Regions from separate parts of the Mus musculus genome. Here region 2 is linked to region 1. A link is a loop called in an ENCODE intact Hi-C map of the cell type or tissue named here. Cell type or tissue: gastrocnemius. All regions are shown on one strand. Links, peaks and the distances in the headings refer to the core of each region. The heading gives the core; the rest is flanking DNA.

What was found. A loop is a pair of places that touch in the nucleus more often than their neighbours do. Peaks named below come from ENCODE experiments on the same cell type or tissue, not always from the same donor. Only the 100,000 strongest peaks of a DNase experiment are listed, where the experiment ranks them.
Region 2: a loop joins it to region 1, with 3 times the contacts of the local background. A loop is called at or near these places in 12 of 42 quality-filtered maps.

What each region holds. Positions count from the first base shown.
Region 1 is chr5:52,238,026-52,243,568 of GRCm38, forward strand. No RefSeq gene overlaps it. Among named protein-coding and RNA genes, the nearest start is that of C130083M11Rik, 24 kb to the left of the region's middle. In gastrocnemius, for the core only: a CTCF peak has its summit at 2,758; no DNase peak of the experiment used is centred there.
Region 2 is chr5:52,129,162-52,134,704 of GRCm38, forward strand. Gm40302 (a long non-coding RNA gene) reads left to right here and starts at 1,181. Exons shown (of 3, transcript XR_868417.3): 1 at 1,181-1,270; 2 at 2,397-2,630; 3 at 5,081-5,543. In gastrocnemius, for the core only: a CTCF peak has its summit at 3,131 (motif pointing right); a DNase peak (open chromatin) is centred at 3,137.

The DNA.
Region 1 (5,543 bases), core at 390-5,389:
TGCTAACTAAAGGAGAGACCTTTGTTCTTCCCAGGAGTCCCTGCAGCAGATACTACCTTGAGCAAGTAAATTAACAGAGGCAAATCTTGCCAGGGGCTCTGCACAACCCTGCACATTCCAGAGCTTCCGGTTTGAACCCTGCTGTGAAGCTCAACAGGAAGTGCATATGAATAAGCAACTTCCGGCTGGCGCCCTGCATAAATTTGAATATCTATGTTGGAGCCAAATTAATACTTTGCGTAGAAATGTGCTGAGCCTTTAGTAGTGCTTTCTGAAGTACACCAGTAGGTGGGAAGTGTGGGAGTGGGGAGAGTGGGGAAGGAAAAAGGTAAGAAAACAGAATAACCCTGAGCAGAGAGAGGGGCCCAAAGGAAGAAAGGGGCAAGGGGCTTGGTGTTTCTGAGACTTGAATTTTGCCTTTTGCTTTTTAGTGGGACCCAAAGTTTTTCTTCCATCTCTTCGTATCATTGACATTAAATACCTAATTTTCTTGGGCCCACATTTTCTTGGACTCCAGCCAAGGGTGGCTCCTTCTCAACACTTCCTCTTGATAAATGCATGAAAAGAGTGCTCGCACCTTAAATGAGTACTGGGATTTTGCAAATGATCCATTTTGCTGTATACTCAGGTCTTTGTACCACCCCGGATGCTGTATGCTTCCTTGAAATGGTAGTCAGGGATCAAAACGGGGTGTTGAGAGGGGTGGAGTTTTGGCTTTCTATAAATCATAATATCACTGCAGTGAACAGAGGTCACTTCTTGGATGAAGTGACTTTGGTAGCCTGCCTTGAAATATGGTAGGAGACCACCAGTGTCAATCAAAAGGAAGAGCAGAACAGTGGAGTAGCAAAAGGATGTTCTCTCTTAATCTTCACTGGAGTCCATGACAATGTGGACAGCATAGTCAAGGATTTTTAAAACAGTCATTTTAAACGTATTTGTCGATCCATTCATACATGCATATACTGTATCTTTATCACACTCACCCCCAGTTCTCTTACATGGTTTCCACTCTCTCTGGTCCTCTTCCTCCTTCCATCAAGTTCCCCTTCTACTTCTACTGTACCCACCCTAAAGAAAAATAACTCCACCTCCCTTAACCGCCAATAGTTTCTCAAGATAGGGGTGGGACCCCATGTGCCCTCCAACATCCTGTTGGAAACGGGGACAGACAGATCCTATGTAAGTTTTATGCAGATAGTCATGGTTGCAGTTGGTTCATGAGTGCAATGGCCATGTTGTGTTCGAAGATGGCAGATCACAACATTCCTCATCTCTGGAGTTTTTTTTTTTTTTTTTTTTTTTTTTTTGAGCAAGTAGCAGACAGCATCTCATGTGGTCCAGGCTGGTGTGGCACTCACTATGTAGTCCAGGCTGGCTTCAAACTTATGATTCTCTTGCCACAGCCTCCTGAGTGCCGAACTCATATTCATTACTATCCCTATCTTTCTAGGTGATTTTGAATAAGTGGATTAGTGCCTTTCTGTCACTTCTTTGGGCACGATGTAAACTGTCCCAGCCTAGATGTGAGCAGAAGCTGGTGACTAGGACTGGGGTAGATTAGCTGGGCAGGGGACCTCAGAGACCCCTTTCTACCTAAAAGGTCTCTACTGCAAGCGAGAGACCCCAAAGCATACCCTGATGCTAGGTGGGGCTCAGGCGAGACTAGAAGCATCTGGCTGTCTAGGCATCCCCCTAGCAGGGCTACAACCCAGTAGCTATCCATGGTGACCTGACAGATAATGCCCCATGATAGACTGGCTTTCTCTGCCTTACTCCAGTGTCCTATGGAGCATTCTGTGTTCTCACAGTCTACACTTGTGTCTTTGCTCAATGTTTGATTCCAGGTACACACTGGCAGAGGAAGTGGGCCCAGATTCTTGCCCAGATAGTGGGTGGATGACAGTTTTGACTCGAGAGATATTTTAGTCTGAATTCTTCAACCTTTCCAACTCTTCTCTTTCCTTAGCCTTGGAGGTAATGAGAAAGGAGTCAACCCTCTAGAGCACTGGCTCTCAACCTTTCTGATGCCGAGACCCTTTAATACAGTTCCTTATATTGTGGTGACCCCCCCCCCACCATAACATTATCATTTTTCTACTTCATAACTCTAATTCTGCTACTGTCATAAACCATAATGTAAATATGTGTTTTCCTATGGTCTTGGCAACCCTGTTAAAGGGCCACGTGGCTCCCCACAGGCTGAGAACCATTGCCCTAGACCAACCTGATGCAAAGTGTTGTCAAAGAGACTCACTTCTGACCTTTAAGATGAGAGCAGAAGACCCTGGAGAGACTTCCCCTCACATATACTTGCCACTTGCTAGGAGAGATTTTGTCCTTTGTCCTCTTCACTCCCCCTCCCCTTTTTCCTTTCCTTTCCTTTCCTTTCCTTTCCTTTCCTTTCCTTTCCTTTCCTTTCCTTTCCTTTCCTTTCCTTTCCTTTCCTTTCCTTTCCTTCCTTCCTTCCTTCCTTCTCTCTCTCTCTCTCTCTCTTTCTTTCTTTCTTTCTTTCTTTGCTTGAAGCACAATCTCTTAGCTGGATGTGCAGCAGCCATCTTGAGATCATGAGGAGCAAACACCACATGCTGAAGACAGCAAAGTGTCAAGCCAGAGAAATGGAGATCTGAGGTGGCATTGCTCAGCCCTGCTTCAACCCTCTGCCACGTGGCTCCTAGAGAAAACTTAACCTCTGACTTTTCAACACTGTGGTCCGGTTTCTGTCATCCTCACAGTCACACACTGCCCCCTAGCTCTGGCCATTGGAATGTTGTCCAGGTGTCACCAGATTTTCTGTTTCCAAAAGAGTTTGGGAGCACAGGAAACTGAAGTACAATGGAGTGAGAGCAGCCACCTCCTCATCTCTTCCAGTTGTCCTTCCTCTTCCCCATCCATCAACACCAGCTACTAGCCTGCCTGTTATCCCCTCATCTTTCACCTCGGCACACAATTTTGCTTACTGTGCATACCTGGCCTTCCCGCCTGGAGGTTTTTTTCGACTGGCATTGTCAGTGCGTTGGAATTGCCTGAGAGTCTGTGACTCTGGAAATGGACCACAGGCAAAGACATGGAACCTAGAGGATAAATACCCAGCTGCCTGCTGTCAGAGAGTGAGCTCTATGGGGAGCTTTATACACCTGGCTGTCTAGGCATCCCCCTAGCAGGGCTGCAACCCAGTAGCTATCAATGGTGATCTGGCAGATAATGCCCCATGGTCGACTGGCTTTCCCTGCCTTACTCCACTGTCCTGTGGAGCATTCTGTGTTCACACAATCTACACTTGTGTCTTTGCTCAATGGTTGATTCTAGAGGAACTCAAATTAAGAAATATAGATGTTATATCTCCATGTCTGTCCTCTCCCACATATCTACGTTTATCATCTGTGTCCCTATGCATCATCTACTTATTTTAGTCATATGTCTCTGCTTATTTCTCTATATTGTGCATACTTATGGATGGATGTCATATATAAATGTATATCCATGTAGGTATATATCTAGGCTGTCTATGTACATATGTATATATGTAAGTAAACATGTGTACATATCCATGAATTTTACATAAAATTATAATATTCTGTATTTTTCTTTTTCCTCTATGTATCTTCATGTGCTGTAAAACCAGTTGTATTTTATGTCAATATTGTATTTCTTTGTATAGGAATATGGACATAAATAGTGACACTTTTCAGTTTTCCTTGTTTGTCAGTGTTGGAGAGGTAGCCCCACCCCCACCCCCACAGAGTATCATTCCTGTAAATGTGGTGGACAACCAACGTTTTCAGCTCCCCAAAGGTGAAGTTTTCATGTGAGACCCAACAGTGAGATGTTGGTGGGGGGCATTTCCTTTGCTCAAATCTCCTGCAGTTTAATTATAGGTATATGTTCTGAGAGCATGCCATGTGTCTGACAAAGAGCTACATATTTCCTTATATTCCTTATCCCTCCCACACTATAGTTTTATAATGAAGATAATTGTGATGGTTTGGATGATAATGGCCCCCATAGGCTCATATATTTGAATACCTGGTTCACAGTTGATAGAACTGTTTTAGAAGGAGTAGGAGGTGTGGCCTTATTGGAGAATGTGTGCCACCCAGTTGGCTCTCTCTGAGATGAGTTCCAGGATAGCTACATAAGTGAGATTCTGTCTGGGAAAAAAACTACCACCAACAACAAAATCAAAACCAAAACTCAAAAATGAACAAACAAAACCTAAAACTAAAACTTAAATTTTTAATAAAAGATTTAAAAATGCATAAAACAAACTTTTATTCCAGAAATCCTCAATAGGCACTTAAAACTGTTGCTGGATCTGCCATCGTCCCTCGATACCATGACTGGTGAGGGTGTGGGGTAGGGTGGACTATGTATGGCGATTATACAAAAATCTGCACTGACCCTGATACTCATCTGCAGAAATCCAGGCTGTCTAATTTGATGCACTCCATCTGGCAGCTTGAGAAGAAAAGGAAGGAGAAGAAACAGCAGCCATGTAGTAGGAATGTAATTTCTAAGCTAAGTTATGCAGTCATTTTGCTTCATGTAATCTGAGCCAAATTTAAACATGCCAACATCCCATCCTGCTGATTTTTCAAGTGCTATAGGCTACATCTGGTAGATGCTCATTGAATGTTCAATGATGGTGACGTAAATGTATTTACTAAAATACAGTATTGAAAATGCAAGCAGAACGATGCTGTGGTATCCTTTAGTTTGCATTCACACAAATTGGGGCTCTCTGAAATCTGTGGATTAAGATGTAAAAGAACATGACTATGTCTTTAAATATTCTAAGGATTATAATTACGGGGCTTTCAAGCCACTGAGTCTGTTTCCCTCTCATTAAATATAAGGAAACAGCTCAAGGTTAGTTTTAAAAATACATCAACAGAATTTAAAGATTTATTTTTATATTTTATTTATGTGTATATGTCTGTGTGAGTGTATGCCTGGGTGTGTGCATACCAGTTGAGATTAGAGCGTGTCGGGTCCTTTGTGGGTGGAGTGATGGGTGTTTTTGAGCCACCTGCTTCAGGTGCTAGGAACAGAACTCAGGTCCTCTGCACTTAAGCACTGAGCCATCTCTCCAGCCTCCTAAGGTGAGTCGATGAAAGAAGAGAAAGAGCCTTGAGAGCCCAAGACTCCCATAGGAGGCAAACAAAGGAGAGAAGCAGCACACAGGGCTCTGGAACACGAAGAAACAAGCATCCTTCTCCCTCCTCTCTTCCAATGAGCATCCTTCCTCCGTCTCTCTGCTGTGACTTCCGGGAGAGGCAGCGGGACTGTAACCTATAATGGCTAACCTAGTGTCTCTTTTCCTTCTCCCAAGAGTTTGCTTTGAGGATATGACTAAGGCTCATTAGGAAAAGGCTTGTAGGCTTCAAGCCTGTAGGAGAGAAATGCACCACTAATTACTTTTCTTATTGCTGTGACAAAATACCCAGCACACTCAACTTAAGGAAGGGAGTTTTGTTCCTGGATCACAGTTTGAGGGCACAGTCTGTCACGGTGAGCAAGGCATGGTAGCAGCCATGTGAGGT
Region 2 (5,543 bases), core at 269-5,268, 110 kb before region 1:
GGAAGCCAAGACAGGCCCTGAGTTCCCTACGCATGCTCACTTAGCTCCGCGTCTGCCATAGGGTCTCTCTCACAGGCAAAGTGGGAGGAGCTATCTAGAAGCTACAGCAGAGCCTGGGGTGCTGTCTTGGGGATCATGAGTGCCCGCCTGCCATGTTGAAAGCTTGCTTCTAGCCTGATCTCCATTTTGATGTCCATGGAAGGTGTGGAACTTTTGGGGGAAAGGTCTTCATGAAAAGTCTTCCTGTTATTGGGACATGTGTTTTAAATAGATTGTGGGAGTCTCGTATGATGTCAATTTTGTCAGATTGGTGAGATTCAAAATCACTATGGTAACATACGTACGGGTGTGTCTATGAGGGTGTTTCTAAGAAAGTTTAATTGAGCTGATGTCTCACAATAACTTCCATTGCTACGAAGAACCACAACCACCAAGACCAAGGTAATTTTCAAAAGAAAGCGTTTACTGGGACTCACAGCTCCAGAAGGTTAGAATCTATAAGTATCATGGATGGCAACATGGCAGAAGACAGGAAGGCTTGGTGCTGGTGCAGTACCTGAGAACTTACATCTCATTCACAAGCATCAGAAAGCTAACTGAATAGTGTGGGCTTTAAAACCTCAAAGCCCACCCCCAGTGACACACTGACCCCCAACAAGGCCACCCCCTAATCCTTTCCAACGAGTTCTACCCAATGGGAACCACACGTTCAAATACAGCAGCCTACAGGGGCCATTCCCATTTAAACCACTACAGTTGGGAAAATGCACTCTGAACTCTTGGTTGTTGTCCAGTCTGGACCCCTAGCTGGTGGATCCATGCTACCAACATTCAAATGCACAGTGTTCAGCTCTCTCTCTCTGCTTCCTGACTGTGGGTACAGTGTGTCCAGCCACTCTCACCTTCCCTATGGCTTCCCTGCCATGACAGACATGTCCCCTCCGATTGTAAGCTTCCACAGGCTCTTCTTTCCTACCTTGCTTTTTGTCAGGTATTTGGTCATAACTAGAAGTGTAATTGATGCCTTTGGTCTCTTCATTTCTTTCTCCTCCCAGACGTAAGGTGAGCAGTAGTCTTCGCAATGAAATGCTGCCAGCATCCCAAAGCAAAACCAAGAGCCAGGATATACCTTACCCTCTTCACAAGTTGGTCATCTCGGGTATTAGCAACACCAATGGATGTCTCAATGTGGAAAAGTGATTGCTGCCAAGTCTGAAGTTTGAGTCTGAGACCCACATCATGAGAAACCCAAGAGATCCAATTTCTGAAGGTTGGAGGAAGGAACCACTCTAAAGTGGATGGTCACCCCCTCCCAAACTCTCTAACACAAAAACTCCCTCTTCCTCCCTCCCTCCCTCTCTCTCTCTCTCTCTCTCTCTCTCTCTCTCTCACACACACACACACACACACACACACACACACACCCCGCTCCCAATGCACTCAGGCTCCCTTTCCAGCTTGGCTGCTCTGAGCAGCTGCTAACAGCTGGAAACAGGCAGCAGTCAAGGGCCTGCAGGAAAGTGCAGAGAGGAGTCTCAGCAGCCCAGCTCTCCCTCCCTGGGGCTCCTGCCTAGCCTGACCTCCAGGGAAAGAGTAAAGACTGGGATCTCCCATGCACAGAATGTCCCAGTATTTGGAACTTGCTCCACCATTTCCTGGGGGGCCTCCCATCCTAGGCTGGGCCAGTGGTTTCCTGTGAATGTTCTACCAGGGTGCTCCTTGTGTCTTCAGTGGAGAATCAATGCAGCCAGACGGCCTGTCTCCAGTCCCCTCCCTCTACTCTGTAGGACCAAACCAACCTGACATCTTTTTTTTTTCCTCTTGAATTTAAGAGCCCTGCAGACGCAAGGATCCTTTTAGCTTTTAACATATTTAATAATTTATTATTTATCTGATATTTTTGTAAATGTATTCCTCAGATCAGGACTTTGCCTCTGCAGCTTCCAATTTGCACCTATCTGACATCGTTTATCTTCCAGCCCCTTGATGCTCTGGAGGGCGGGTTTCCTCTTTAACACTTCCTTAGAGTCCTAATGAACTTCAGTCACTGTACGAGTCTGTACGAGTGCTTCAGTCACTCAGGGTGCTGGCGCGCACACACACACACACACACACACACACACACCCTTTTGCATTTTTCCTGCTCTCAGGCATACAGATCATACGTGCCACTAATACAGTGTTGATCTCCCTAGGTTGCTTCTTTTTTTTTTTAAAGATGTTTGCCCTTCAGCCTGCTATTAACCAGTTTCTTCCTACTTTGAAAAACTCACTCTTTTAAATTTCATCATACCAGTATTTCCCCGGGGATTTTACCGTTTATTAAGTAGTCAAAACCAATTTTGGAGCAATCATATATACCAAATAGTCTCATGAATCTTTTGTATTCTCCACAGCTCCTGCACACAGGTGGGCACCCTGCAGGAACATCAGAAATACTCCACTGGCTAATCCACGTAGCCAACAGGTCGCTTCCTGAGAGGCGAGCTGGAGTGCTGCTTCAATACGCAGCAGTGCGGGTTTAAGCGACGGCATCCTCTCGGTTTAGCTGTGTGACCTTAAGCAACTGGCTCAGTCGCTCTGTGCTTCCACTCGCGCTGTGAAATGAAAATCCTTCCTACCATCTTGGGGTGAGGGTTAAGTATTGAAGCCTTTTGACCTAACTGAGGAAGTTCTCTATAAACAGTAACTTTTGTCCTGGAGATGTGGCTTGGTTGCAGAGCATTTTATCTGACGTGCGCAAGGTTCTGGGTTCAATCTCCAGCATGATAAATAAACGAGTAAGTAACTTATATTCTTTGAGTAGTCTTTGGGAAGAATTTAGGTATTAGAGATGTCGTTGACATCTTGGCCCAGGCTGTTCATGCCCACGCTGGCGTTCAGGTGTATGGAGATCACCCATCCATCCTAGTACCATCAAGCCACTTCTCTGTGACCTCAAAGTCACCGTCTGTAATGTGGGGGGTGGTGCTCATAATCCCAGCTCTCAAACCTCTCACCTTCTTTGAAATAATTTCTTGCCTTTTAAATCTCAGACAACTGTCTACACACCAGCAGGGGACAGCAATCTAGACATCTGTTCTCTCCAAGGACGCCTCCGCTCAGGTGGCAGCGGCAGAAATGCCCACTAGGGGGCGCGTGCGCTCTCTTCTCAGGCCGGGCTGGGGAGGGAAGGCGAGCTGGGAACCTTCTGGGCCCATCTGTGTGTATCAGCACAGGCAGACCTGCCACTGCCCAGCTCAAGGCTGAATTTTGTTCACATTAAACCTGACAAATCTGAGGTTAGAGGAATTAGTTAACTCACCCAGGATCTTAGAGCTAAGAGGAACCATGGTGCCTCTCTTGGCAGTCTTTAGGACCAGGGAAGGACACCCCTGGATTTTGCCTGCAATGTGGGTACCCCCAAATAGGCACGGGTGTGGGGCTGTTACCCAGTTTGCCCCCGAGAATATGGATGCCGGGCGGTGGTGCTCTGTGAGGTTTGGGACATGGCAGTAGCTAGCTTCTCTGAAACAAAATGCATAGTCCTAAGAAAGGTCTGTACAAGCCGAGCCTGGTGGCGCACGCCTTTAATCCCAGCACTTGGGAGGCAGAGGCAGGCAGATTTCTGAGTTCGAGGCCAGCCTGGTCTACAGAGTGAGTTCCAGGACAGCCAGGGCTAGACTGGGAAACCCTGTCTCGAAAAACAAAAACAAACCCAAACCAAAAAAAGGTTCTGTACGAAAGAAGTGGGTGTGCTTGACTTTGCTGAAGCTGCTCGGTGTCAGCTGGACCTGCTAGACACCCTGTTAAAGACACATGAGATGTGCAAACGATCAGTTTGACTTATGCTCTGGCAGAGTAAGGAATGCGCTGAAAATAAGGAAGTGGGGCATCTTGTGTTTGAATGACAGCCTGACGTCACTGTTTCAGAAACAAGAGTTTCTACACTTCACTACATAGCCCTTGCTGGCCTGGGACTCACGATGTAGCCCAAGGTGGTCTCAAACTTGTAATAGTCCTCCTGCCTCTAGCACCTAAGTGCTAAGGTTACAGCTGTGTAACACCAGACTAAAATGGTTGTTTTACACTGCTACTTTTGGGGTGATTTGTGAAACAGCAAAGATAACTCAAACATCATTTAACTGAACTGATACTACGTGATAGACACCAAAGTAAGGTACTGTGTGTTTTCTCTCCCAGTCTCCGGTTTTGAAGAAGGGTCTCCCATATCCTAGGTGGCTTCAAACTTATTGAGTACTTGAGGATGTCCTTGAAGTACTTAGTGCAGCACCGTGCCTGATTTTCAAACCCTGATGTCTCAATAATCTTGCATTGCACATTCATGGAGAATGACAACTCAGATTAGCAGCGGACACACTGAGAGATGCAATCAATGGGGGCACTGAGACGGCTCAGCACTTAAGAGGACTTGCAGAGGATCTGAGTTCAGTTTCCAGCACCCACATGGCCAATCACTGCTTAAAGCTCCACCTCTAAGGGATATAATGCCCTGGTCTGGTCTCCAGGAGCACTCCATGCACATACATACATACATACATACATACATACATACATACATACAAGCAACACTCATATGCATAATATAAAAATAAATCTTAAAACATATTCAAAGCCACATAAGGAGACCTACTCTTCATCACCAAAGCCTTTATTGATAAGGAAAGTAGGAACCTACAGACTGTGCTAAAAATCAAACGGGTAGTGGAAGACTGGCTGGTGGCCTTGAGTGGTGTACAATAATAAAAACAAAAGAAGAGCTACGGACAATGGAAAATGTCCCTGAGAATATGCTGTCCCTTGGGCTTCAGTCTTGCCACAGCTATGAGACTGGAAGGGAAATGCTTTCATTTCATTAACACCTTTACATGGCAGTGAGCAAGGCTCGAGCGCCAGTTTCCTCCGACCCCACCCCCACCCGCCACCTTAGCCTTTCCTAATAGCATCCAAGGATAGGGCACCTACTGTGTGTCTGACAGAGTGTCAGGTAGTCCATCTGTCAGGTAAGTGTTTCTCGTATCCACGAGGGTTTGAGTTTACAAACCTGGCACACCCATGTGTTCCCTTTCTGCCATCACAGGCCCTTTTCCTGGGGAGCGACGGAGCCAAGTCAATCAACAAACAATCGACTGTATGTCAGGCTCCGCCTATGTACCTGGGACATCATGACCCTCCTTGCCTCCTCCTCTGCTTGCCTACCTTCCTCTTGCCTTCTCTGATGACGCTTTTCACATGTTGCCGTATCTTGAGTCTCCAAACTCTTGCAGACAAAGGATCCAAGTATGACACAAGGCAGATCAGTCGAGGGATAGATGAACCAAAGAATGAATGAGAGGACGGGGTGGGTATATACATGTGACTTTCCCCAGCGACACATAAAAAAACCAACCCATGTATTCACTCCAGAGAGGACACGGACACACCAAAGGAAGGACTCTTCAGTTCAAGTCCAGCGTGGTCAACCAGTGGGTTTACTGGGGTTACTTAAAAGCGATACAAGCAGCTACATCACCAGAAAGCCCTCTGGGCAAACTACACTACCC